Regions from separate parts of the Homo sapiens genome. Here region 1 is linked to region 2. The links are chromatin loops, found by intact Hi-C in ENCODE. Cell type or tissue: CD4-positive, alpha-beta T cell. All regions are shown on one strand. Each heading gives the region's core, and the rest is flanking DNA. Links, peaks and the distances in the headings are about the cores only. Region 1 has its middle 7.8 kb from the start of ZNF784. Region 2 holds the start of UBE2S (ubiquitin conjugating enzyme E2 S).

The links. A loop is a pair of places that touch in the nucleus more often than their neighbours do. Peaks named below come from ENCODE experiments on the same cell type or tissue, not always from the same donor. Only the 100,000 strongest peaks of a DNase experiment are listed, where the experiment ranks them.
Region 1: it touches region 2 in a loop (2.4-fold over the local background); 11 of 110 quality-filtered maps call a loop at or near these places.

Annotation. Positions count from the first base shown.
Region 1 is chr19:55,630,953-55,633,852 of GRCh38, forward strand. No RefSeq gene overlaps it. Among named protein-coding and RNA genes, the nearest start is that of ZNF784, 7.8 kb to the left of the region's middle. In CD4-positive, alpha-beta T cell, for the core only: CTCF peaks have their summits at 893, 1,416 and 1,630 (motif pointing right); DNase peaks (open chromatin) are centred at 869 and 1,629.
Region 2 is chr19:55,406,678-55,409,577 of GRCh38, forward strand. UBE2S (ubiquitin conjugating enzyme E2 S) reads right to left here and starts at 1,111. Exons shown (of 4, transcript NM_014501.3): 1 at 910-1,111; 2 at 138-285. The coding sequence starts at 912. It overlaps LOC105372462 (a long non-coding RNA gene), which reads left to right and starts at 1,468. Exons shown (of 3, transcript XR_936075.3): 1 at 1,468-2,900. RefSeq lists enhancers at 574-1,087, 1,444-1,738, 1,760-1,869 and silencers at 740-1,209, 1,220-1,279, 1,290-1,339. In CD4-positive, alpha-beta T cell, for the core only: no CTCF peak of the experiment used is centred there; DNase peaks (open chromatin) are centred at 1,194, 1,534 and 2,220; H3K4me3 peaks cover 2,100 bases; H3K27ac peaks cover 1,492 bases.

The DNA.
Region 1 (2,900 bases), core at 109-2,608, 220 kb after region 2:
GTTTCTTTCTTTCTTTCTTTTTTTTTTTTTTTTGAGATGGGGTCTTGCTTTGTCATCCAGGCTGGAGTGCAGTGGCACAATCATAGCTCACTGCAGCCTCGACCTCCTGGGCTCAAGTGATCCTCCCACCTCAGCTTCCTGAGTAACTTGGACTACAAGTGTTCACGCCATCATGCCCGGCTGTTTTGTATTTTTTTGTAGAGACAGGGCTTCACCATGTTGCCCAAGCTGGTCTTGAACTCCTGGGCTCAAGCAATCCTCCCGACTTGACCTCCCAAAGTGCTGGGATGACAGACGTGAGCTACCGTGTCTAGCCGCCATAATTTCTTTCTTTTTTTTTTTGAGACGGAGTCTTGCCCTGTCACCCAGGCTGGAGTGCAGTGGCGCGATCTTGGCTCACTGCAACCTCCACCTCCTGGGTTCAAGCAGTTCCCTGCCTCAGCCTCCCGAGTAGCTGGGATTACAGGCGTCTGCCACCACACCCAGCTAATTTTTGTATTTTTAGTAGAGACGGGGTTTCACCATCTTGGCCAGGCTGGGCTCAAACTCCTGACCTCCTGATCCACCCACCTCGGCCTCTCAATGTGCTGGGATTACAGGCGTGAGCCACCGCACCAGGCCTATCGCCATAATTTCATTCAACCTCTCTGGTCCTCAGTTTCCTTATCTGTGAAATGTTACTGCTGAATTTGAGAAACCAAAGGGCCTTCTTCCAAATTCTAGTCGTGAGTTACGTAAGGTTCCTTAGTGAGGCTGAACGAGTCTTTGAACTTGAGCTTCTGCAGGCTAGAGGAAACACAGTAGTCCCTACCTGCTTCTTCCAGGTTCTAAGGTGGGTGAGACATTTTGATATTTTGGTCTTTGTCGCCCCCACGAGGCCTAGGAGGGTTCCCTGTCGCAGCAGGTGTCCAATAAAGATCAATCCGCCAGGTGCGGTGGCTCAGGCCTGTAATCCCAGCACTATGGGAGGCCGAAGCGGGCGGATCACCTGAGGTCAGGAGTTCCAGACCAGCCTGATCAACATGGAGAAACCCCGTCTTTACTAAAAATACAAATTAGCCCGGAGTGGTGGCACATGCCTGTAATCCCAGCTACTCGGGAGGCTGAGGCAGGAGAATTGCTTGAGCGCGGGAGGCGGAGGTCGCGGTGAGCAGCGCTGAGATCTCGCCATTGCACTCCAGCCTGGGCAACGAGAACGAAACTCCTTCTCAAAAAAAAAAAAAAAAAAAAAAAAAAAAAGTGAGAAAGATTTACTTGCCACCTAGGGTAACTGCTGGTCTTCTTTCCCCCGTTAGTCTCGCTCAGGAGGCGGGTAATCTATTTTAACTCTGCACCTGCTGGACTTTGTGAATGGGCAGTTTACTCTCTGGTCTCAGCAGCCCCATCGATAAAATGGGAATAACTTGTCTCCTTGTCAACAGCCAGATGGTGGTGATTTGCCAAATCTAAGACATCTATTTTCTTGCCTTGTTCTTCTTTATTTTTTCCTCTCAGTTTTAAAACTGGATAGTCCCAGGACTTCTCCCAAACCAGGATGAGTTGCTCACCTATTTTGTCCTCACTTGTATCCTTAAGTCCAAACTGTCATTACCTTATTGACCACCAGGGGGTGCCCTACACACGTAGTACTGTGGTTTAAGAAGACAGCTCAGGAGGAGGCAAAGAAAGAGGGCCCAGTTCCCAGCCTTGCCCTGAGTTCCTACAAACCTTCACGAGCCTGCTCTACTTCACACAGCATCATGTCTCACACTCAGCATCCTCCTGGCCCTATGATATGAACATGTGTGTGGTCCAGTGGAAAGGTCTTTTAAGTACTCCAGCAGCCTCTGCCAACACTGGCTAACCAGCTGGGTGGACGGTCACTGCCTCTCTGCCCACTGTTCCCAACATTTCCAGGAGTTGGCCCAGCATATCCTGGCCGGCTGAGAAGGCTGAGGCCACCTACTTGATTTTATTTATTTATTTTTTGAGACAGGGTTTCACTCTTGTTGCCCAGGCTGGAGTGCAATGGTGCCATCTCGGCTTACTGCAACCTTCGCTTCTTGGGTTCAAGTACTTCTCCTGCCCCAGCCTCCTGAGTAGCTGGGATTACAGTCACACGCCACCACGCCCGGCTAATTGTGTATTTTTAGTAGAGACGGGGTTTCTCCATGTTGGTCAGGCTGGTCTCGAACTCCCGACCTCAGATGATCCTCCGCCTCAGCTTCCCAAAGTGCTGGGATTACAGGTGTGAGCCACCCCGTCCGGCCTCTTTAGGTTATCTTTAGAGCTGGATATCATTTCCCTCCATCACATAGCCTTGCAGAGGGAAGTGACATCATTGTTAACCAAAATAAGTTACTGAGGCAAGAGCCTCAATCACTCCAGAGCTTATATATCCAGAGCTTGAGGGCAGACCTGGGAAAGGCAAGAGTCACAGAAAACCTCTGTGGCTTATGGAAAGGTTTTCAGGAGGCTTAGTATTTATACATTTCCTTAAAGGAGGGAAGGCAGGTGGGAAGAGGGTGACAGATGGAAGAATGATTGAGCTCATCGTTTTTGTTCTGTACCTGGGAAGATAAGCATTATCAGTGGGAAACCTAACAGACTTTAGTTTTAGGAGCTAGACTTAGATTGCAAACCTAAAGTTACAAGGGACATGTTCTTCTTCTTATTATTATTTTTATTTGAGACAGAGTCACTCTGTCATCCACACTGGAATGCAGTGGCGCCATCTTGGCTCACTGGAACCTCCAGCTCCCAGGTTCAAGCGATTCTCCTGCCTGGGCCTCCCAAGTAGTTAGGATTACAGGTGTGCGCCACCACGCCTGACTAATTTTTTTTTTGTATTTTTTTTTTTAGTAGAGATGGGGTTTCACTATGTTGGCCAGGCTGGTCTTGAACGTCTGACCTCAGGTGAT
Region 2 (2,900 bases), core at 82-2,581:
TCCTGCCCTGTCCACCAATGCATCCCAACACCTGACACGAGGCCAGCCTGTAATGGGTACTTCCCGCTAGGGTGATCTAGAGCAGGGTGATGGAGGATCTAAGCAGCAGCCCCTTCTCTTTTTCCTTCCAAACTCACCAGGGCCCTCGATGGTGACCTGGAGGTCGGTGAGGTCCTCCTCGTTGGGAAAGACCTTGATGCCATCGGGTGGGTCTGCGGTCAGTGTCGTCACCTCCTTGTACACCAGGCGGATGATGTGCGGGGGTAGGTTCTCCACGTTGGAGTTCTGGGCACGGATGGGAGAGCAGGGTGAGCGAGTGTTAAGAGCTGGGCTTCCCGCAGGGCCTAAAGATGCTGAGACTGCCCAAGTCTTGACTCAGTGGCCCCAGGCTGTCAATCACCCTTGAACTCCCAGACCCTCACCCAGGATGCTTCAGGCCATCAGCCCAGGCAGAGTTTCCAACAGAAATGGGGGCGGGTTCACGGGGGGGCTTGCAGATAACTCCACCCACCCCAGAACCCCCCCCCCAAAGCCCGCTCCTAACCCTGCTTGGTCCCCAGTGGTTCCACGTAGGCCAGAGATCTACTCTCTCCCCCTTCTCCACTAATTTTTGGTTAGAGCATCCTTGAAACCCCGGCTCAGGTCTGGAGATGGCGGCGGGGCGTCCTTGCTCCTGGTAACACCCATGGGCGGGCCGCAAAGCGCCCGGAGCCCTCGCCGCCAGGGAGACTGCGGGCCGCCCGAGCTCCTGCTCCGCCTGCGGGAAGGCCCTCGGGCCCATCCCGGGTCAGGGACCCCCAGGCTGGCCCTCAAACCCCTCAAGGCCGCCCGTCGGAGGCCCCTGAGACTCCACCTCCTCCCTCAGGGACACCCCCGACCACCTTCATGGGCCTCATCGCCCGTGCTCACCATGGCTGCGGCCGGCCGGGGGCGGGTCCCCCCGGCCCCCTTCCTGCGTTCTTCGGTCCGCCGGCCGGGGCGGGGGGCCCAACTGCTGCCGCTGCGGCCCTGGAGAGGCCCCGGCGGCCCCGCTCCGCTCCCCGCTGCCTCCGACGTCCGCCGCGCACAGCGTAGACCAACCCGCCGCCCCGGTGCCCGGCAGCACTGAGCCGGCCGCGCGCGCACCACTGCCTCTTTATAACCGCCCGCAGGCCACGCCCTCCGCGGCCCCTCAGCTCCGAGCCTCAACCGTGACGTCAGCGCGCACGTTCCTTGGTTTTCGACGCGCTCGCTCCCTTCCCCGCAAACTATGGTCAGAAGCGAGGGAAGTGGCGGAGAGGGCTGGGTAGCGGGCCGGCCAATGGGGGCCCGCGGGGGTCGGGAGGGTTCTCAAAGAACGGAGGGGCTGAAAAGGGGAAGAAGAGAGGAAGGGGGACGGGGAAGGCGACGCGGCCGCTGATTGGACCGTTTGAATGAGACGCCGCCACGGCCCGGCATACGCGCGGGCGCGCCCTGACGCTGAGGAAGTCGCGCACGCGACTAACGGTCTTCCTGGGGGCCGGAGCGTGGCGAGGGGAGGCGGGACTCGGGGTTTTAAACGCGTGATGGAAGGCGCTCGGGCCAATAGGGATGCGCTTTAGTGACTGGTGGGTCACGAGACTCGCATGGGCCAATGACTGATAGAGACCGGTCAGAGGGCGACCCAGTTTCGTGCAGATCAAACCGCTGCCAGCCAACGAAATCCGTTGATTTTTGTATATGCAAATGAAGTGTGCGCTGCCGCCCGCGCCCCCTCCTTTGAGCCGTGGTGGAGGTGGGCGCTGGAACTCCGACTACATTTTTCTATGAGGCGCCATTTTGTGCTGGAAATGCTCTTGGACCCACGTCCTGTATTGCTAAGGCTCAAAGATCAGTCAGAATGACCTTGAAGGCTTGGACAGCCTTGCACTCCGTGTGTGACCCCCACTCCTGCCAGGCTTCATCGAAGACGCCAGCCTCAGTTTCCTTATGTGACAAATGGGCACTGGGATCCGTTGTATTGCCAGGGAAAGAAGTCAGAGAGTGCCAAGACGGTTATTCACGGCATGGTTATGCCTATGACTGACCCATGGCCTCCAGCCACACCCGCCTTCTCTGGGACTCAGTTTCCCTCTCTAGGAAATGGACACATAGCTGCCTGGAAAAGGGACCATCTCCAGCCCTCAGTGTCAGTAAAAACGTCAGGCAATTGCTTGAGAACGGTGGCCAGAGCTCCCTGAGCAGGCCTTTTGGAGGGGCTTAGAGAGGAGGAGGGAATGCTGAAGTTGGCCTTCCTTTGCTCATCTGTGCAGTGCGGTCGCAGTGCCCTCTCGGTGTCTCTGCCAGTCTGTGCGTCCACAGCTCTTCTTAGTTTCTTGGCCTTTTTCAGCCATGGATGAGAGCATTAACATCTGGGCCTAATTTGGCCACAGGTACCTGAAAAGACCCCTGGCTACCAGCTTCCCCTCATGGGGCCTCAGCTTCTGAAGAAGGAATAAGGAAGGTGTGAAAGAAATCTACATGGCCAAGGCCAGGCGTGGTAGCTCACGCCTGTAATCCCAGCACTTTGGGAGGCTGAAGCTGGCAGATCACCTGAGGTCAGGAGTTTGAGACCAGCCTGGCCAACATGGTGAAACCCCATCTGTACTAAAAATACAAAAATTAGCCAGGTGTGTTGATGCAGCCCTGTAATCCCAGCTACTCGTGAGGCTGAGATGGGAGAATCGGTTAAAGCCGGGATGTGGAGGTTGCAGTGAACTGAGATCTCGCCACTGCACCCCAGCCTGGGCAACAGAGCAAGACCCTGTCTCAAAAAACAAAAAAGCAAAAAAAAAAAAAAAACCAAAAAACAAAACCTACATGGTCGGGTACAGTGACTACGCCCATAATCCCAGCACTTTGGGAGGCCAAGGTAGGTCGATCACTTGAGCCCAGGAGTTCAA